2 separate regions of the Homo sapiens genome follow, and region 2 is linked to region 1. Evidence: chromatin loops called from intact Hi-C (ENCODE). Cell type or tissue: ascending aorta. All regions are shown on one strand. Each heading gives the region's core, and the rest is flanking DNA. Links, peaks and the distances in the headings are about the cores only. Region 1 overlaps LOC102723370 (a long non-coding RNA gene). Region 2 overlaps LOC102723370 (a long non-coding RNA gene).

Region 1 (11,593 bases), core at 1,688-9,687:
TGAAATCAGCTGCTGGCTAGGGCTACTATTTTGTTTGAGGATCAGGTTCCCCTTCCGATTTTATTTAGGTTCTTGGCAGAATTCTTACCTCCAGTCAGGGGTTATTCTTAGTTTCTAGAGGCTGCTGCCATTCCTTGCCATGTGGCTGTCCCCACAACATGACAGTTACTCCTTCAAAGCCAGCGAGAGAATATCTCTGCTGCTTTGAATCTCTGATCTTCTCTGTTTCTGACCCGAGACCCAGATTTAAAGGGCTCATGTGATTAGGTCAGGCTTGTCTGGATAATCTTCCTTTCAGTTAACTCAACTGACTGGGAAACTTGATTATATCGGAAAAATCCCTTTGCCATATAAAGTGAAATAATAATGGGAGGGCTAATTAATCATACTCACAGGTCCCATCGACAGTCATTGGGAGGGGATTATATAAGGGTGAGGATCATCATGGGTCATCTTAGAATTCTGCCTACCACAAATTTACAAATTAAATTGTTGAGTTTGTAATTTAATATCTGAAATATTAAAATATATATATTTGTATTTAAATATATATATGTGTATGTGTGTTTCTGTGTATGTGAGTGTGCACGTGTATATATATGCAATAAACATTTCTGGATAGAACCTTCTAGGTCAATCAAAATTTATCTGAAAAAGGCACAATGCAATATGAACACATAACACTGTAAAATTACAATTTTACAGTTTCTCAATTAAGAAACTTCTAACTTCCACATACTGGCCTACCCTGGGGAATTTGAGAGCAAATACGGGCTTTTTCTTCAGCTCTTCCTGAAGCTGGGTAGTGTTACTCAATGGAAAATCTGTGCTCCATTCACTGCTGGACATTCTTGGGTCTTATTATTAGCATTTTACAGTGACCACGGGTAATTCATGTGACTTTTATGGCGACATGAAACACAGTGTGAAAATTAACTGCAGCTTCTTTCCAGTGTGGAATCTTCCCTGACTACTTCTGTGGGTAATTTCATGAGAGCATCCTTTTTAGCAACAAATCTAGTTTTCTATAACAATCTATCAGTGACCTGAGCTCCTCAACATATTAGACCCAACAATTTCTTTGTACTGATGCTTCATGGTCAGAAATGCAAACCAAATCTTAATTCAATTCATACTTTAAAAAACAGCTAAAAGAATAATAACTTCATTTTTCTTGAGCAATTACTCTCTTGCAGGTTATGTGATAACCATTTTACACACAATATATCCTTTTTAAGATGAAAAAGCTGAGGAAGAAATAAGTTTCATTATTTGCCATCACACAGTTAAAAAGAATCAGAGTCTAAGTCGGAGGCTCTCTGAAACCAAACCTCTTTTCTAGGGCCATTGGTTACCACTTCCTGTGATTTTCCATCTTGGCGAATAGCAAAATACCTACCCTATTCTTTTCCATTTTCATTCCTCAAGCTCTCAGGTATGCAATTAGGTTAATTTCTGGTTAACTGAGTAAATTAAAGTTGGGGGTATTGATTTACACCCCAGCCAGATTTTTTATTCAGGAATATTATTGGGGTTTTTTTTTGGCAAGTTAAACATATTAAAGCTTACGGTTAATATTTTTAAGCATAAATATATTTAAATACTCAAACATGAAATTAGCTTTTGTTTTGTCATAGCCATTGAAAATGTATGGTATTTACTTTTCTTTTTTTTGTGTGTGTGTGTGTTTATTCACCATCATAAACATTCCTAGCATGTATAAACACTACTCTGTTTGATATTGTGCTGACTTTTACATAAATTATCTCATGTAAGCCTCATAAAAATTTTCAAAACAAATATTATGAACCTCACTTTATTGGTTAATAAACTGAGTCTCAGGTTAAATAACATAGAAAGTCATATCACTAGTACTAGAGCTGGAAGTGAACTTTTTCTACTTCTTTCAAATACATCAGGTAATCTTCCCTGGCATACATTAGTGATCTAAAGGGAAGGGACCATGTTTTATAACTTTTCATTTTTTTTTGAGTGCTTAGCATGGTGTCCTATAAACCCTAGGTTACCTTGAAATGTTAGTTGAAATTCAAAGGCTAAAACGATGTTCTTTCATAGAAATTAATCTTAAGGAGAAAGGAAACTAGCAAAGACTACAGAATATTCATATTATTAATGTCCACAAGGTGTATCTTAAAGTTGGGAAATTTATCCCAGCAAAGATTGTAAATATTATTTTAATAGCACCAACTATTGGTATTGTTTTTGAAGAATAATAATAAAAACTTGCATTTGGAAAACTTCCTAGTTTATGACATACTTTTACCTTCTACCGTTGTCTTCAATCAATGAATGATTTTCATTAATAAACTTATAAATGCACCCCCAAGATATTATGCCAATGAACAGGAAGGAATAATTGCCTTAAACTGGAAAAGTTTAAAATAAATTCTTAGTTTAAAAAAAATCAGCCAGCAACAGGATATACTTCATCTGGCTGTAGCATTTTGTAAAGAATGGACTTGTAAGTCCTCCTACTTAGCTAAGAAGGCTTTTCTAGGTGTAGTGAGCTGTTTCAAGCAAGCCATTTCAATAATGCAAGAGTGTAAACTACTTTAGAATTACACTGTAAACAGAATTTTCAATCTTGTATTGCAATTATACATTAAATGCAGAATCAGCTTAGAATATAGAAATCCCCAAAACTGTTGACAGGAATAAAAAAGGGACTTGATTCTGTAAACAAGGGCACAATTTCCCAGCAGCTGGCTTGGGTTGCCCAGCAGCCACTCAATTAAGTTTTTGCTGCATAGGCAAGTTCCACAGACGTTTATTGTGAGCAACACATTCATGGAAAAAACTGGGCACTGAATACCTACATTAGTCATCTCTTTTTTTCCTCATTCTTAAAATTGCCTCAATGCAGAATAATGAAGCATGGGAGCCAGGCATGACAATGTGGCCAAAATCATGGATATTAGAATTGATTTGTCTGGGTTCAAATAGGAGACATGGCCCCTAAAGGAACATGGGCAATTAACATTTTAATGGTAACTTAGCCTTCCCATCTATACATTGGGGATAATGTTTCTATCTACCTCTTAGGCTTATTGTAAATTCTAAAAGATACAGTACATGGAAAAATATTATCTCAGAGCTTGAAAGTGTAACTCCTAAAAAAAGTATATATTTTTTCTTTTTTATTGACACATAATAGTTGCACATGTTTGTAGGAGAAACAGTAATATTTCTATACATGCACACAATGGATAATGATAAAATCAGGGTAATTAGAGTATCCATCAACTGAAATATTTATCATTTCTTTTTGTCATAAACATTCAAAATCCTGTTTTCTAGCTATTGAAAATATATAATAAATTATTATGAACCATATTTACTCTACAGTACTATGTCACTAGAACTTATTATTTCTATTTAACTGTAATTCCATGCCCATCAACCAATCTCTCCCTATCTTTTCTTCCCCGCTACCTCACAGCCTCTAATAACCAGAATTCTATTCTCTACTTCTATGAACTCATTTTTTTTTTAGCTTCCACATATGAGTGAAAGTGGATGGTATTTGTCTTTCCATACCTGACTTATTTCACTTAACATCATGTCCTCCAGGCTCATCCATGTTGCTGTGAATGACAGGGCTTCATATTTTAATGGCTCAATAGTATTCTATTGTGTACATATACCACATTTTCTATATCCATTCACCTGGCTGTGGACATTTAGGTTGATTGTATATCTAGGCTATTGTGACTAGTGCTGCAATAAACACTGGAGTGCAGGCGTCTCTTCAATATACTGATTTCCTTTGTATAAATATCCAGTAGCGAAATGGCTGGATCATGTAGTTCTATTTGATGTTTTTAGAGAAATCTCCATACTGCTTTCCATAGAGGCTGTACTAATTTACATTCTCACCTACAATGTATAAGAATCTCGTTTTGTCTGCATCCTAGCAAGGACTTGTTATTTTTTATCTCTTATAATAGCCATCATAATGAGGATGAGATGATATATCATGGTGATTTTGATTTGCATTTCTCTGATGATTTGTGATGTTCAACATTGTTTCTCATATACTTCTTGGTCACCTATATGACTTCTTTTGGCTTTGTCCACTTTTTGATCAGATTATCTATAATTAATGTTGAGTTATTTGAGTTTCTTATATATTCTGAATATTAGTCCTTTGTCAGACGAATAGTTTGGAAATATTTTCTCCCATTCTACAAGTTGTCTTCCCTCTGTTGATGTTTCATTTTCTGGGCAGAAGCTTTGTAGTTTGATATATTTCTATTTGTCTATTTTTGTAATTTTCACTTGTGCTTTTTAAATCTTACTCATCAAATCTTTGCCTAGACAAATGTCCTGAAACATTTTCCCTATGTTTCCTCCTAGTAGTTTTATCGTTTCAGGTCAAACATTAAAGGCTTTAAACCATTTTTAGTTTATTTCATATACAATGAGAGATGGAGGTCTAATTTTATTCTTCTACATATGAATGTCCTGTTTGCCCAGCACCATTTGTTGAAGAGAGTGTTCTTTCCCCAATGTGTGTTCTTGTCATCTTTGTTGAAAATCAGTTGGCTGTAAATACATGGATTTATTTATGGGTTGTTTGTTTGTTTTTGAGATGGAGTCTTGCTCTGTCACCCAGGCTGAAGTGCAATGGCACAATCTTGGCTCACTGCAACCTCCGCCTCTTGGGTTCAAGCGATTCTCCTGCCTCAGCCTCCCAAGTAGCTGGGATTACAGGTGCCCACCCCCGCGCCTGGCTAATTTTTGGATTTTTAGTAGAGACAGTGTTTCACCATGTTGGCTAGGCTGGTTTCAAATGCCTGATCTTAGGTGATCCGCCCACCCTGGCCTCCCAAAATGCTGGGATTACAGCTGTGAGCCACTGCGCCTGGCCTATTTATGGGTTCCATATGCCATTGCATTGATTCATGCATCTCTTTTTATACTAATACCATGCTGTTTTGGTTATTATAGCTTTGTATTATTTTTGAAGTCAGCAAGTGTGATGCCTCAAGCTTTGTTCTTTTTGTCCAGTATTGCTTTAGCTACTCAGGGTCTTTTGTGGTTTATCGTGAAGTTTAGGATTCTTTTTCCATTTCTGTGAATAATGTAATTGGTACTTTGATTCTCTAGATTGGGTAGCATGGTCATTTTAACAATATTAATTTTTTTCAATCTAGGAGCCTCAAATGTCTGTTCATATTTTGTGGCCTCTGTAATTTTTTTTTATCAGTGTTTTGTAGTTTTCATTGTAGAGATCTTTAACTTCCTTTGTAAATTTATTTCTAGATGTTTTTTAGTAGCAATTATAAATGGGATTGTTTCTTTGATTTCTTTTTCAGCTAGTTTATTATTACTGTATAGAAATGCTATTGAGTTTTGTATATTGATTTTGTATACTGCAATCTTAATGAAATTTATCAGTTCTAAGAGGTTTTTGATGGAGTCTTTAGGTTTTTCTTTATGTAAGATTATGTCATCTACAAAAAGGAAAAACATGATGTTCTCTTTTTCTATTTGGATGCCTTTATTTCTTTATCTTGCCTAATTGCTCTAACTAGGACTTCCAGTACTTTGAAGAATAAGTGTGGAGAAAGTGGACATTCTTTTCTTGTTTCAGTTCTTAGAGGAAAGGCTTTTAATTTTTCCCTGTTCAGTGTAAGATTAGTGGTTAGTTTGTTCGTTTTTTTTCCTCACTTGCCTCTTTTCCAAGGTGGTGACTATATAAAGGTTACCTCTCCAGTATATGTTCACAGTCACAAAGGGAGGCCTACGAGGGAATGCTGTGGTTTACTCTAATATGGAGAGGTGTAATCTCGTCCCTGGAGAACTCCTGTTGGTGTTTGCCCAGGAATGACTAATTCCCTATTTTTGGAGTTGACAACCACTGCCAAAACTCCTGGCATGGACCCTGCTCTGTGGCCAACTCATGCTGCTCCAATTCCTCTGATAAGTTCCACTGGCAGCCCTCTTAGCAGCTCTATACCCTGCTGGCAGGGCACACAGGACTCCTGGGGCTACTGCACATGGCATGTTGACCATGGCCAAAGAGGGAGTAGCCCTGAGTACTTATTTCTAGACCCTTTCCTCTGCCCTTGCTCCTCTGCTGCTCCTAAGCCTTGCTGCATGTGGTCAGGAGCAGCATACTAGATATTATTAGATTTTCCCGTTTCTTTCAAGGAGTTTTATCACTCCAATTTCCACTTTCATCAATACCTAAAGTGTTGGAAATTGTGGGTTCCTTTTAGGGACTCATGTAATATTCTCTCCATGGATTCATCCCCTGTAAAACATCCTTCTACTTTAGCAATGAGGAGCTTCTACTTGCTTTTCCTACCTGGGAGGAACTTTCTTTAGTTAATGCTCTGTCACCACTACATAATGGTTCAATGAAAAAAAAATATGGTTCAAATTATCCAGAACTAGATTTATATTTTAAAGGGATGCTTTAAAATTAATAAAATTCTTATCACTATAAAATGGGGTGTTCATTACTAATGTCTTATAACAGACTTCTTTGACCATCCAAAGCACCCACAATTACATTCATTTTAGCATTTATCACATTGTTTTATAACTGTGTACTTATCTATCTCCCCCTCTAAACTACCTGCTCTTCAGGGCATAGACAGATTCATTAATGCATGAACAGATGAACTTGAGCAGGAGGAAAGGGACCAGGCCTGAACCACTTGATCAAAGTAAAGATGAAAAAACACTTATGAATCAGTAAAACATGTATGAGCCAATAAGACGGTTTCCATTTTGTTCCCAGAAATGTTTACTATGTTTATGCCCATAGAAACCTCAGCAAATTCCGGACTTAAGAAATAAATTTTTATGGCCTGTTGTAACACTTTATTTTTTGTGTTTCTTAGAAGCCTAAAAAGGAAACCAGTATACTTAAATATATTAGTAAAATATTTGTATCGTTAAAATATTTGTAGTTTTACACATAATTGGGAAAAGGTAGCATGGTGTGACATGGGAAATTCTTGACTAAGAGATACATATTCTGTATTCTAGTCGTGCCATAGTTCCTCAATAGCTGCATGATGCTGGTCAAGTCATGTAAAGCTTAGTCCTCAGTTCCATGGCCTGTACACATTAAAACACTCACTATTAAGTTGCTACAACATTTAATTTGTGTAAGCTTCATATTCAGAAGATGTAAAGTCAGATGAGAAAAACACTACTTGAAAAAAATGTTATAAGAACTAAATGAGGCTATATTTAGAAAAATATGTTGTGCAGTGATAAGAATATAATAAAATATAAGATTTATATTTAAGATATATTAGGCACTTATTATGAGCTTACAAGAATTTCCTATGTATTAACTTACTTAATTCTCACAACAACTTTAACAGAAATCCACATAGTAGTTGTTATTATACTAACCTGACCCTCTATTGGCAGTATCAGATAAAGCTTTTCAGTTCTCTCAGCATCTAGTCTGTGTCTTGAATCATCATGTTTGCTCCATCTCACCTGCCACCAGGGCTAATTCTGTCCATGCTCACATGGTTCTGCTTCCTGAAGCTGATCAGCTATGTGCTCTAACAGACTTTGGATTCAGTTGAAGGGCCATATCACAAGGTATAGGACCTTGCACCCAAGGTGGTTACCAAATGGGTGAAGTGATGTAAACCAGAAGTGCAAAGGACATAGCTTCCTCTGGGGGGAAATGTTGATCACTGTGCATCAGAGGATAGGAGAAAGTAATTAGTCTTTTTTTTCTTCTCCCTTCAATAACAGTTCTGTCTATTCACACTTTCTGGAAACACACTAGGAACCTAAGCCAGTGTACTGACTCTGTCAACTAAGTGTATTGCCCTCACTCAAATAATGATACAATAACCAGTGTAACAATACATTGCTTCTCATCCTTCTCTGCCTTATTTCCCCTTTCCTTCACTTTTAATGTCCCAGGATTGCATGTCCCAAATCAGCATTGGCATCTAAATATTGCAACAGGCTCTGCTTTCCTGGGAATCAGGGTTAAGATAAATTCCTCCCTGACTATGATACTGATGAGAAACATAGTAATGACAGCCTCTTATATTTGTAGAATGCAATGCAGTTGTAGAGCTCTTCATCACTTTATTTTTCTCATGAGTATCATTCTACTCCAGTTAACAAAAGCTATTGTAAACAGAGCACTATAATCTCAAACTTTACATAACATTTCTTTAAAAAATATTTCCATACTGAAGTATTATTTATGTACAATAAAATAAATGCTCAAATCATAATTGTTGAAGATTGTTTAAACAATCTTAATTGTTTGATGATCTTTAACAAATAAAATTTCCTGAACTGTCATCACCCAAGTCAAGATACAGAACATATTTATCATCCCAAAAAGTGTCATGATGACTCTTTCTAGTCAATCATTTCACTTCCAGAGGCAACCACTCTTCTGATTTATATAACCATATACTAATTTTGTCAGTCCTTGAATTTTATATAATTAAATTATAGCATTTTATATCTGGCTTCTTTCTCTTAGAATAATATTTTGAAGATTCGGCTATGCCCTTTTGGGTTTCAGTATTCCATTACTTTTTAATGCTGAGTGGTATTCCATCTAATGATTGTACTGTAATTTGTTTACCTAGTTATTTGTTTACTTTGAATGACATTTCTTGTTCACATCATTTTTTTATTAACTAATAGCCAACTGATAATCTGAGCATGAGGACAATTTGTCTCTATCGATAGTATATACAGAGTAACTCTCTGTATCTGGATCAAAAGTGATAATTAATAATGGACTCTAGAAAATAAGCCTCTTACAACTAAATTTGCAGATGTGTGCTCTGCAAAACATAAAGTTCTAAGAACTGATTTTTTATAACAAAAGTTTTTGTAATCAAATAAAATGTGAAAACTCTGTAACTCTCTCACAAACATACTAGCTTCTTACAAGCTCTGAGATTTCCTGCAGTTAAAGAACCTTGTTTATTGTTTTGAACCCAGATTTCCAAAGTTTATTAACCTTAGAACTCCCCCTATTTGGAGTTTTCTTATTTATTTTAAAATCGTTGGTCTACATACATTTTTTTAGCTATCTATCTATCCATCCATCTGCATCTGTCTACATATGTACACACATACACCAATGCATAACATTGTACTACTACTAACACACATGTACATACATGTTTTTTAATGGTATGCACCTAACTGGATTATTGAGGCAGTTATCAGATTAATTTAATGAACAGTATTCTAACCCAAGTCTAATGCTCTATAAGAACAAATTCTCCTGTACTTAAGGAATAAAAACTCATGAAATATGCAGATCATATAAAATCCCCAACTGTTGGTATGAGGCACAGAGAAAGGTAGAGAGTTTTCCCAAAGCTACATTAAAGTTCATGGAAGAGCGTTAAAATTTTTTCCAATGATCCTCTCTAGTTTGCCTCTTTATATATATTAAACATTTTTGAAAATAAATATACACATGGAGATGAGGGATCACAGAAAGTGGGGCAAGCTGCATGCCCACTGGGGAGTGATGTGGTATGTATGTGTGTGAGGGCTGAAATGAGGGTAAAGGTGGATGGAGGAAGGGGATGATAGAGAGCAACTGAATGTCCGTGAGAAAGAGTGTAGAAAGGGCAGAGTGGGGGTGTATGGAAGGCCAATGTCATATCCTCTCCATAGAACAGGACTGTGTGTGCTATGACTATGGATTCTTGGTAAAGGTATCTTAGACTTTTCAGTTCAAACAAATTATACAACTGAGACTCTCATGAGAATGTTTCCTTTTAGATTTTTGTATGAAGACATTTGACACAGGTCAATAGTAAGATTCCTCTACAAGAACGTGTGAAAAATTATGACTCATAATTAAAATGTAGAATGAATGTATAATGCCAAAGATCCAAGATAAGCAAAAACATCATAAGAGATGGAAAGAAAACTAAGCTCTTCACCCAAGGGATTAACTTCTCTATAGAGAAATGTGCCCATTAGGAAGCAGCTCATCAGTCAGGAAGTGCAGAAAGGAGGAGCTAGAGATTCTAGTCCAGTCAGTTTCTATCCTCCCAGTGCGAAGGAGAGTCCTCATACAAATCCTCAATATCCCAGTCCCTGTGGCCAAGTGATTTATGCTGTGTAGATTTTCTCATTGAGACATCAGAGACTATGTCTGGTGATACTCAACACACTCACAACCACTGAGTGACCTGACATATTTCCATGTTCAGCAAGCAAATTTAGGTCGTAATTTGGCTTCCCAAGAAGATTTGCTTAGTGGGAGAGTGAACTGGTCATATTGATGCAAATGTACTCATCCTTTTGACAGTTATACTTCTCATTGTAAATCAATAAGATAGGCTCTGCTTTTTACATCACTCATCCTAAGTTTGATTTGTGAGAATTCAAAAGAGCACTTCTTAATATGCTAACCAGTTATATGCTTAATATGCTAACCAGTCTTTGAGCTGGTGAGGCTGAAGGCCAGCCTGTAGACCATGTCAAATTCTCTAAGACAAAGACAGCCAGCTGGCTTTTCCCTTGAAACCCTCAACTCTTCTGTGTTTTTAGCTTCAAATCTTTACCAATCCTATCCAGAAATGAAACATATGCCTAAAGCAAACTAAAGATTGCATTCAATGAAAAAATTCCTTTAGTAGGTGGGTTTTTCCCAAGCCCAGGAAAATACTAAATATAGTAATTATTAAAGAATACTGGAAAAACAATTGAATTTTTCCTGTCTTCAAACCTTCAGTTACATTTACTAAGATGTCAAGTTAGCTTTTTATTTCTGTGGCATATTATGTAGAGGGGAGTTTAGGTGCAAAAATTTATATTTTCAATGATGTGCACTAATGATTTTAGGAAATTGCCATATTGTTATTGCCCTGTTTTAATAAACATTGTATCTAAGGTATTCTCTGTGCTTCAACGCAGGTAAGATAAGCTAATTTATTCTAATACCTATCTTCTTGACACTGAGTAAATTCTTCCTAATGCACTAATTATGACTCCAGATAGACCAATGATTATTTCATATATGCTAATTAGGAATCACTTTATTCAGTCAGCCATACACATCAGTAAACAAGTGTAATGAATTCCCCAGGGAGGTGATAAAAAGACAATGATTTGCTTTTCACTACAGCTTGGAGAATTTACCCTACAATCAAGGAGTAATTAGAGAAGAAAATGAAGAGTTAGAAAACATATTTGCAGGTGTGAGCACTTGGCAAAGCATGTTTCTTTGCAAAGATGAAATTGAAATGGATATCTTCGTTACTAAACATATATGGAGAAATACGTTAGTTATTATGCTCTCCTTTCATAAGTAAGCAAAAAAAGATACAATCAAATGTAATCATCTCATTTAAATGCTAGATTTACACAAGGGCAAAAAATGAAATCAACTCAGTATGTTCCTAATTATTTATTATTTTATTGTAGGGTTTTACCCCCTCAATATCAAGCTTATTTTGCAATAGACCTCTCATTCTAACTTTGAGTTCATTGTTGAGTGATTAAAATAAGGAACAGAGGTGGTGGTTAGGAGACGCAGAGTCGTTAAACTAACTGATTTAACTGCTATCTGTATTGGACTTTGCATTTT
Region 2 (11,593 bases), core at 2,079-10,078, 54 kb after region 1:
AAACATCCCCAGATAAAGAAACACTGAAAGAAGTTGTTGCTCACAAATCCACCTTACAAAAAATACTAAAGAGGCCAGGTGTGGTGGCTCTCTCTTGTAATCCCAGCACTTTGGGAGGCCGAGGCAGGTGGATCACGAGGTCAGGAGTTCGAGACCAGCCTGACCAACATGGTGAAACCCTGTCTCTACTAAAAATACAAAAATTAGCCAGGCACAGTGGTGCACACCTGTAATCCCAGCAACTCAGGAGGCTGAGGTAGGAGTGACCTGAGATCATGCCACTGCACTCCAGCTTGGGTGACAGAGCAAGACTCTGTCTCAAAAAAAAAAAAAAAAAAAAAGGGAAAAGAAATACTGCAGAAAGTTCTTCAGAAAGCAAATGATCCTAAAAAGAAATGTTCAAATCCATGCGTGTGCACACATATGCAATGAAGAGTACTGGTAAAGGTAATTATGTAGACAATTAGACTGTGTAATTACATTTCATCTCCTTTCATCTCTTAATTTCTTTAATTATCAATTATATAAAGTAATGTGTATATAATTTTACTGTTGAGCCTGTGACATATAGAAATGTAAAATATTTGGCAATAAAAGCAAAAGGAGGTGGGTGAGAGCAAAGCTATATTGGAAAAAGGAAATGACACCAGAGAGTAACTAGAATTCACAGGAACAAGTAAAGAAAACCAGATATGGTAAATAAGAAAGTTATTATTACAAACTCTACAATTATATGCTTGATGTTATTTCTTCTCTCAGCTTTATAAAAAATTAAAATTATATAAAATAATAATTTTTACAACAGAGTGTTGGATGTGTAACACATACTGATGTAGCATGTATATCAATAATGTTACATAAAGGAGGAAGAAGAAATAGACCTATATAGTAACAATGTTTTGTATTTCATTGGAATTAAATTAGTAAAAATTTGTAGAGGATTAGGGTAAGATAAGATATATATGGTAACCCCCAAAGGAAACACTAAAAATTTTTAATAAATAAAAATTTATAAAAGGAATAAAAATATTGTACAAGAAAATATTCACTTATCCTAAAAGAAAACCATGAAGAAGGAATAGAAGAACAAAGAAGACATGAACAAAATAGAAAATAAAACCAAAAGAGAAGATCATGTTCTAACTTATGAGAAATTATCCTAAATGCAAATGAATTAAACACTTCAATCAAAAGGCAATGGGATGCAGTGAAAGTAGCCATGCTTACAGGGAAATGTATAACTATGTTGGATATATTTAATGAGTAGAAAGATAACACATAGAAAACTTAACCTTTAATGTTGACACTGAACACCAAAAAAAAAAAAAAAAAGCACATTAATGCTAGAGCAAGCACGTGGAAAGAAATAATAAGGATTAAGGAGAAATTAGTGAAACATGGAATAGTAAAACAAAAGAGAAAATCAACAAAACTAAACATTAGTTCTTTGACTGTATCAATGAAATTGATGAAATGTAAGCTAACCTAACCAAGACAATAAAGGTAGAAGACTAAGTCAGAAAGGAAAGAGGGCACTAATGACTTTCGAGAAGTAAAAGGGATCATAAGGGAATATATATGACAAACCATTGTATACCCACAAACTAGATAGAAGAAATGGACAAGTTCCTAAGAAGACAAAACAACGACAACTTATTTAAGAAGAAATGGAAAATGTAAATAGGCCTATAACTAATAAATCAAGAGACTCAATTGGTACTTTAAACATTTCCCAGAAAATAAAAAAAGTACAGGCTTGTTGTATAAGGCCAGTATTATCCTAAACCAGATAAAGATATCATAAGAAAAATAGCAGACTAAATCCAGGGAACATGTAAATAGAATGATGTACCATGATAAAGTGGGATTTACCCCAGGAACACAAGTTTGTTTTAACATCTGAAAATCAATGTAATACACTGTATCAAAATACAAAAACTGCATGAGTATCTCAATAAATACAGAAAAACATTTGACAAAATCCAACACATTTTTAATAAAAAATACTTAGTGATCTAGGAATTGAAAGAAACTTCCTCAACCTCATAAAAGGCATCTACAAAAATCTAGGACTAAGATCATAGTTAATGGGGAATGACTGAGTGATCATAAAAAATACAAAGATATTGACTCTTGCTATTTCTTTCTAACATTGTAATGGAAGTTCTAGGCAAAATAATTAAGCAAGAAAAGGAAATAAAAGGTAGTTTATGTCTTAACAAGAAATAAATTAAACTATTTTCAGATGACATTATCTTATATTTAGAAATTTCAAAGGAAACTAGTAAAAAATAGAATAAATGAGTTTAACAAGGTTGCAGAACAAAATATTGATATACAAAAATCAATTATCTGTATATATATTAGCAGTGAACAATCTGCAATGATTCTGTGTACAATAGCATTAAAAATAATATAACACTTAAAAATATATTTAACAAAGCCAGTGAAAAAATTATATGCTGTGAACTATAAAACATTGTTGAAAGAAATTAAGGAAAAACTAGAGAAGTGGAACAAACCTTGTTTCTGGATCAGAAGACGTAGTTATTATTAAGATAGCAACACTCCCCAAGTTAATCTACAGATTCAAAACAAACATTATCAAAATTTCAGCTGAATTTTTTTTGAAGAATTTGACAAACTAATACTAAAATTTATATGAAAATGGAAGGGATTAAGAACAGCCAAAACAATCTTGAGAAAGGAAAACAAGGTTTAGGGACTCACACATCCTCGTTTTAAAACACTGCAGCTTGAATTGCCACCATTTTAATCAGTAGAAAAGTGAAGGACCTGCTGCCTTTATTGTTGTTGCAAGAAAAAACTTCCTCTTATGTCAGTAGCTCTAGGATGAACTATGATGATTAGCTAAGCTTAGGAACACCTTTCTAAACATGTTGGTCAAAAATCTGGGAAAGTGAGGAGAGTGTCTCCAGCCAAATAATCGCAGGCAAGATCAGCCTTTAGTTAGTACTTACAAGGTAAGGAATCCCTCAAATATAGAAAAAAATGTGCTGATACTGGGCAATCAAAACATGAAAAATGTCCACCCTGATATGAATATGGATGTGGGTACTCTAATTTAAAACAAACTGTGAAGGCCCCTACATATATATTTATTAAAAAGTTCTACAAGTTTTTAATACCAAAATCTTAAGCAGCTGAGACATTTTCTTCTTTTTCTGTCAATCAGTATTTTCTAAATATTTTAAACAATGAAATAATATTTATTTTTAATAGAAAAATTATTTTATTTTAATTATTTTTAAAAATGATAACCCAAATAGTTTTCAGTCACTGCTTTATTTTTTATAACTTTTAATTCCTCTAAGTATTCATAGGAACACCCAACTTGAATACTATAGCAATTCCTTCACAAGCATGTTTTTTAATTTTAATTAAATTGATGATATATGCATGGCACATTGAAAATAAAAACGATGCTTTTCACTTGTACCTTTTGGAAAGCTGCACATATCATCATCATATCTGTCATTAATGATTCAGTCATATACTCATAAATCTTCCATGAACAGTGTAGTCTATTTCTAATGAAAGCTTTCAGTTTAGAATAAGAAGCATTCGACTGAGGCATTTTCAAAGTTTTCTTTCATTCAAATTGCTGAGGAAGCTTTAAGTGCCCTGCTGTCCAAATGACTTAGTGAAATTAATGATCCAGATTCAAAGTTAAAGCGTCTGTATTCTTTCTGGAAACTAAATCAGAACACCAGAAACTGGGAGAAAGCATGCCAGGGAGTTGCACTAATAAGCCTGTGATACCAGTGCTTTTCTAAGGCACCAATAAATCAACATTATTTCAAATTCCCTTGGTTCCCTAAAAAGAGCAATTATGCTAGTCAATATAGTAGGGTTGGGCCTGGAATCTGAATCATATGCCAAGTGTGGTAGAAATGTTTTTATTGAAGCTCTCAGGCAACAGTTTAAATAGTTTTTCAAATGAGATATGATTTTGGGATAAAGTTAAAAACACAGAAAGTGCAGTTTAATAAGCTGGACTGTTCATAGCCGGACAGTTACTAGGTGTCTGACCTTAGAAACCATTACAGAAAGAAAATATTACATGAAAACAGGATGCATTAAAACAATGAGACTATATTCCACCCAAACCAGAAAGATAAATACATTGTATATATCTATAACTTTACTCCACAGGCAATTGGAGGGATGAATGCACATAATTTAATAAATATAATTAACTTTTAAGAGGGCTCTTTCTCTGGGTTATTTATGTATTTATTAATTAATACAGCAAATATTTACTGACCACCTACCATGTGCCTGGCATTCTAGTGATGTTTGTATGCACGTGGCAGCAGAATGAGGAATAATGAGGTGGAGGTTGTACATAAAGCCAAGTAGCTCATATTATTGAGGGGTGTGTGTGTGTGTGTGTGTGTAGAGTAGCTCAAAAGATGCATATGAAAATATCATACACACACACAGACACACATACATAGAAACACACACAGATACACACACACATGCATACACACACACACACACACACACACACACACACACTTACCAAAACATAAGGGGTTCTATCATCCTTATTTAGAATTTTGGGAGTCCAGAGAGAGTCTGATTCAATTTCTGCACTTATTTTAATGTAACATACTAAAACTTCTAGTAGGCCTTTTAGCTATATGGTCACTAAGGTATTTTTTAACTTGAAAATTTTAAAATTATTCTATATATCAGTTATATCAATAAATTTGAATAGGCTGAAGTCACCTATTAAAAAGAAAATTATTTTCAAAATTGTCTAGCAAAGAAATACCCAACTATAATCTGTATACCAGAGACATGTCTAAAGAATAATACAAAAAGGCTAACAAAACCGTGGAAAATATATATACTAGGCAAATAGAAACAATAAAGTAGACATTATTTTGCTGATTTCAAAGTGTAATTTGCATTAAGAAGTATCAAATTCAACAAAGGACGCTTTTACTAATGCTAAAGCCAATAATTTAGAATAATTATATAAGTTATATACACAAAATGATAGTAATTATCTTCATAAAGAAAAAATTACAGGAAATACATGAATACATAGATAAAAATACACTAATATAAGAACAATTTTAAATTCCACTTTCTGTACAAGACATATCAGTGGCCAAAAAAGCAAGTAAGAATACAGAGGACCTGATCAACCTAATCAGTAAGGACAACCTTATGGCTACATATTGAAGTATACATCCTGATAATAGCAAACACACATTCATCTTAAGAATATTGGAACTGTCACAAAATATAATCATATGTGGGGAATTTAAGAAAACTAGTAAGTTCTATAAAGTAGAAATATTATAACAGCATACACTAGTATCACAATAGAATAAAACTAGGAACTGTTAAAATAAAATTAAAATGAAGACCAAGCCTGAAAAATTCCTGGCAAACAAAACCAAATAGACCTTAAAAATAGCCTGAACCTTGCTTAAACTGCAAGCGTAAGTGGAACTTTCCATGGGACATTTCTGATAAATGCTTATGTTAGACAGAAACAAAGTCCTGCTAATGATGAGCAGCCAGCTAACATGTGGTTATGTGACTAGAGACTTTTCAATAAGGTAAACCAAAAAAGGGCAATTTGTAACTACAACCAACCATTGACCCTGTAAATACTTGTCTATGTCACCTTGTCATTGGAACACTAAACCTCTTTCAGCTTGGCATTTCCTGATTCAAGAATTGCTTACTTAAACTCTTTAAAATTGTATTATGCCTAAGAGTTTTCTTTTACAGTTTGGTGGCAGAAGTGAGATATGAAGGCAATCACCAGTGACTCCTGGGAGTATCATGGAGCCAGGTGAAAGGTCCACACGGAGCTCATTGTGCCCACTGCTTTCTTCCTGCAACCGGAGTTCCTGAATAAGTGTCTTTCTTATTCTGTGCTCCACATTTTACATCCTGAGCTTTCTGAGTTTGAGTAAATTTGTTCCAATTTGGTGTGGAGATTGGACTGAGTATTCAACAGGAACTAAACTGGTTCCAGTTGGAGGCATTGGGTAGGTAAAAGCTTAGAAGGACTGAGTGTGATGGGTTTATAAGCATTAAGGAGTCAGGGACTTCTCTATTTGGAATGCTAGCTAATTTTATGTTCAAAAATTATGGACTCAAAGCCTGCACCTTTCTAGAGACATGGTTGTACCTACCTTGCCGGAGATGATTTAGAGTTGCAGTGGAGAAGTTTTATTTGAGATAAAAGTATTCATTTATTGAATCTATTGGCAAGGAAGCAACCTTGAACACCCCAGTATCAATGGGATGCATTTTGTAATGGATATAGAGTCTTCTAAAAGACTTACTGATTACAAAATTGACTCTCTAAAAAGACCCTTTACTAAAGGGAAATAAGGCATCTAAAACTTAAACAACAAATTGAGGGTGAAAATAAATAAAATTATATGGTAACTGATGTATCTATGAGCATTTTTCTCCCTTTATCCTCCTCTACCTTCTCTAAAGGTTATTTTGAACCTTTAACCCATTTATTCAACTATCTTCTTGCCCTGAACTTACTAACTCTTTTGCTCAACTATCCTTTTGCCCCGAGAATAACGAGAAAAAGACAGTTAGCTTAATGTCTTATAAGGCTAGATCTTCAGAACAGCCAGATCTGGCTCTTGTAACTACTTTTACTCTTTGGTCAAAAACTAAACTCAGAGCTATAACAAAAGATATTTCAAATATTAGAGAAAATCCATTAAAGAATTACTGAGGAATTTAGAATCTTCATAGGGGCCTATAACCTGGTGATCCCTGATTTGAATCAGTTTATGCACATGATATTATAACCTGGGGAAGAAAATAAATAGGTAACTACAGGGAGATGGGATAAGCCTCAGGAAAGTGCTGATGACCTTTCAAGAGACACTTCTAGAAATGGCTCTTAAGTTGCCTGAAAAACTTATAGAAGATATTCCCATTGTCTTCCCAGAAAAGATTGACTGGTACATTATTAAATCATATAAATAGAAAAAAGAGATACATTTCTTTCTGATTTCAGGGCTAAATTGGAAGTCTTAGTTGTTAAACACTCTGGTCTTAAAATATAGCAGCATGTATTTCCTGGTGGAACTGAAATGGTTCTTAATGGCCCTATTCATTAATTGGCTTTGACCAGAGCTGCATGACCTGATAAAAACAAAATAAAAAAAAAAAACAACAACCCATAAGATTGAATGGGAAGTCACTGATATGACTGAAGCAGTCCCCATAGCTGAATATTTTGAGAGCACTTTAGAACAAGAAAAGAATCAAATGCTGAAATAAAACAGTGAAAAGATTGTTTCTGCATTAGATGAAATTCCCGAGAGCTTGACTCTTGAAACAATAATCAACACGGATGGGGCTACAAGAGATTTTCCACTAAGTTATTCTCATAATATCCTTAAATAAACATAGGGAAACTAAGATCTCAATCAACAGGGAACTATGTATAGTGTTGGTGGATGCCAAAGCCACCTTATCCACTTTAAACCCCAGCCTACTAAATCAACAAATCTCTTGGAGTAAAGAAAATATTTATGTGGTAGTGTTTTCAAATTAAGGTCAGAGAATTCCTGTGTCTAAATTAGTCCAAATGACTCTTAGGCCATTCTCAGAAAGGCATGCCTTCCTACTATGTAATATCATTCCAGTAAATTTACTGGGATGAGCTATGCTTTCCTAATTGAGAGGACGCATAACATTCTCTTCAGAAGGATAATTATTCCTAGAGTTTCCTGGCCCTCCTGAACCTCAATTGTTCTGTTCCCTACAAACAGGAGTTTATAATGTTGAACCCAAAACTTACGGGAAAACCAGATCTCTCTGAAGTACCCAAATATATGTGGGCTTCTTCTTCAGCTGACATAGAAAAAATTAAATGTGCTAAACATATGAAAGTTCAAATAGACTATTCTAAGCTATTGCCTAAATTGCCCCAATACCTGCTAAAGTCAGAGGCAATTTAAGGACTTTCACCTATTGTGGAAGATTAGTAAAACAAGGACTTACAATTCCTTCTGTTATTCCCTGTAAGACTTCAATTTTACTAGTTAAAAAATCGAATGGGGCCCGGCGCGGTGGCTCACACCTGTAATCCCAGCACTTTGGGAGGCCGAGGAGGGTGGATCATGAGGTCAGGAGATCAAGACCATCCTGGCTAACACGGTGAAACCCCGTCTCTACTAAAAATACAAAAAATTAGCTGGACGTGGTGGTGGGCGCCTGTAGTCCCAGCTACTCGGGAGAGTGAGGCAGGAGAATGGTGTGAACCCGAGAGGTGGAGCTTGCAGTGAGCCGAGATCGCGCCACTGCGCTCCAGCCTGGGTGACAGAGCAAGACTCCGTCTCAAAACAAAACAAAACAAAACAAAACAAAACAAAACAAAACAAAATCGAATGGATGGGGTTAGAGATCTGTTCAAGGCATATATACAATAAATAAAATTAGGGTATGCATATTTTCTGTGGTTGCAGATCCTAACACTTTGTTATCTAATGTGCCTACACATTCTAAGTCGTTCACGGTGATACAACTCTGCTCCGTCTTCTTTAGTATTCCAGTTGTTAGGAGAGCCAACACTTGTTAGCCTTTACCTGGAAAAATCAGCAATGTACCTGAACTGTAATGCCACAGGGGTTCACTGAAACCCCATCTTATTTCTTTCAGGCATTACACTAAGACTTGTCAATTGTAAAATTTTCTAGAAATTCCACTCTAATTCAATTTGTTCATGATCTACTGTTATCTTCTTTTATCAAGATTCAATTTATCTTTTACAGCAGTTAGCTTACAAGGGTCATATGGCCTTTATGGAAAAACTTCAGTTCTCTTCATAAAAGGTCCACTACTGAAGACATAGTTTGACAACAGAATGAATTTCCCTTTTACCTGAAAAAGTGAAGATAATTGAAGGGTTTCTTAGTCTGACAACTCAAAGACAATTAAAAGGTTTTGAGCTTTGCAACAACCTGTAACATTAGGGCTCCCAAGTAATAAATAATTTTTCCTTGTTTGTTCACAAATGTGATCATCAAGCCTTGGAAGTCCTTAACTCAGGAACAATGACATTAACCTATTGGTTATTATGTCCTACAGATAGATGCAGTGGCCAGAGCATATCCAATTTGTCTAAAAGCAGTGGCCACAGCAACTAGATTGTTAGAAACCTAATCTCACTTAGTATTAGAGAATGAGCTTTACCTACAAGTTCCACATGCAGTCAAAAACTTATTAAATTGCAATTACACCTAACATTTTTCCTCAAGTAGACTAACAATATATGAAATCCATCTCTTTTTATCTTCTAATCTCCATCTCAAATATTATATTCTGTTTAACCCTACCACTGTGCTGCCTTTGATTGAAGATGGAGAAGACTATAAGTGTGACATTATAACTATTGACTCTTCACATTGACTTACAGGAAACTACTAGGTAATCCTGAATTAATACTTTATGTTGATGGATCTTATGCAAAAATTATAGAAGGGAAATATGAAGAAGGATATGCTGTAACTAATTAACATGAACTAATAGAAAAGGAAACACTCTCACAATTTTATTTAGCACAACTTGCAGAATTATATGCTCTTACTAGGCTTGTTGTAGATAAATCGATTAATATGTATGCAGATATTACATATGCCTTTGGAGTTGTCTGTGATTTTGGAATAGTACAGAAACAGAGAATTTCTCACTTCCAGTGGAACCCCACCAAAAATGGGGTTCAATAGGATAAACTTCTTTCAGCTATTCTGCTACATTCATAGGTTGCTATTATTGACATTGATGCTTATACTTGTAAGACAACCTGAATATGAAAGAAATGCATTAGTAGGCTTTCATATCAGGTCAGAGAGCACTAAAATTATTAAAATATTTAATTTTCATGAACTTCATAAAACGTATCCCAATCAGATCACTTATGATAATTTGTTCAATAAAAAATGCTGTGCACCTGAATTGGAACAACAAAAATAGCATATAAAGTGATGCAAATTTAAATGTTAAATGGGACCTACTGAAGGCCTAGACAGTCATTTCATGCTTCCTGAGTTCCTAAAATTGCTACTGTTAAAGGTTCTTTACTCCACAACCCATCACGAAGTAGACAAAACGGTTCAAATTATGAAAAAGAACTTATGGGGTGATTGTTCTAAAGCAGTCAAAATGGTTTATAACCAATGTCTGACTGGTTAAACTCATAATACTAAAAAAAACCCTGAAGGTTTCCAGTGGCATATTTCTACCATATGCTGGACAATTTGAACATCTGCAGATGGATTTCATTCAATTGCCAACTTCAATTGGATATCAATATATTCTTGTGATTAAGAGCCTTTTTTTAAAGAGGGATTGAGGCTTTTCCTTGCAGAAAGAATGATGTCACAACAGTAGCAAAACTATTAAAATATTTGTTTCCTTTGTGGGGCATCCCTAAATAAATTTCTGGCAATAGGGCATACCATTTTACTGGACAGATTATCAAAAAATTAAATGAGATTTTACAAACCCAATGACACTAACATTGCCTTCATCATCCTCAGTTTTCTGGAAAGATTGAAAGAGCAAATGGTATCTTAAAAGTAAAATCTTAAAACTAAAATTAGCTAAGCTAACAGAGTTGACTGAATTACCTAAGCCAAAAGTTTTACCACTGACCTTAGTGGCAATTAGATCAATTCCTATGGGTACAACAAACTGACTCCTTATAAAATAATTAATGAAATACCTATGCCATTTATAATGGAACACCATGTTTTTCCTGCACTTGTTAAATCTGACTCAATACTGCAAGACCTTGATGCATTATTCCAAAGTATATTTTCACCAAATGAAAGATGGTTTCTGTGACCCATTTAGCAATGGTGATCAGGCCTTTCATTATCTAGAATCTGGAGATTGGGTCTTTTTGGATATAACACCACAGAAAAACTGCCTTTGAGCATCACTGGAAGATACTATATTTGGTTCTTTTTACCACACACACTGCAGCAAAATCTCAGGGTCTTGAGCCTTGGGTCAATGTCTCTCAAATAAAGAGAATTCCCTTAGACTTTTGTACTTGTTAAATACAGATGACTTAAAATTAAGGCTATGCAAAGGAGAGCCTTCCCTAGAAGCAAATGACATCATGAAGTAGACAGCTTTACCAATATGGGGAACAAGAGTCCATTTGACTCCACTCCATTGACTAAAACTTGTTTCTATTTTACATTAACAAAAAATGTTCAAACTCTTATTTTTTAGGAAATTTTACTATTTATACTGCATATCTTCTATAGTCTACTGTTGAAAATATAGCTACTTTCATTAGTGAAAGCAATTGCTGGCTATGTAGTCATCTAGATGAATGGGCACAACCACCATGAATACTAGAACATGCACCAGTACACACTTGGGTGATCAATTTAGGAAGCTGGATTTATAAAAAGTTTGGTATCCTTACTTTGGCAGGCATATTTATGCTCAAATGACTTGGCACTGGCAAAAAGCAATAGAAACAAGGGATACCCTATAGCTATTGATTTTATTACTGGTAATTTATCTTCAGGCATAGAAAACCTTA

What was found. Peaks named below come from ENCODE experiments on the same cell type or tissue, not always from the same donor. Only the 100,000 strongest peaks of a DNase experiment are listed, where the experiment ranks them.
Region 2: it touches region 1 in a loop (2.4-fold over the local background); 2 of 110 quality-filtered maps call a loop at or near these places.

Annotation. Positions count from the first base shown.
Region 1 is chr11:21,768,521-21,780,113 of GRCh38, forward strand. All of the region lies in intron 1 of LOC102723370 (a long non-coding RNA gene), which reads left to right. Among named protein-coding and RNA genes, the nearest start is that of ANO5, 420 kb to the right of the region's middle. In ascending aorta, for the core only: no CTCF peak of the experiment used is centred there; a DNase peak (open chromatin) is centred at 5,931; H3K27ac peaks cover 1,070 bases.
Region 2 is chr11:21,821,648-21,833,240 of GRCh38, forward strand. The region is part of intron 2 of LOC102723370 (a long non-coding RNA gene); the gene reads left to right. Among named protein-coding and RNA genes, the nearest start is that of ANO5, 370 kb to the right of the region's middle. In ascending aorta, for the core only: no CTCF peak of the experiment used is centred there; no DNase peak of the experiment used is centred there; H3K27ac peaks cover 2,881 bases.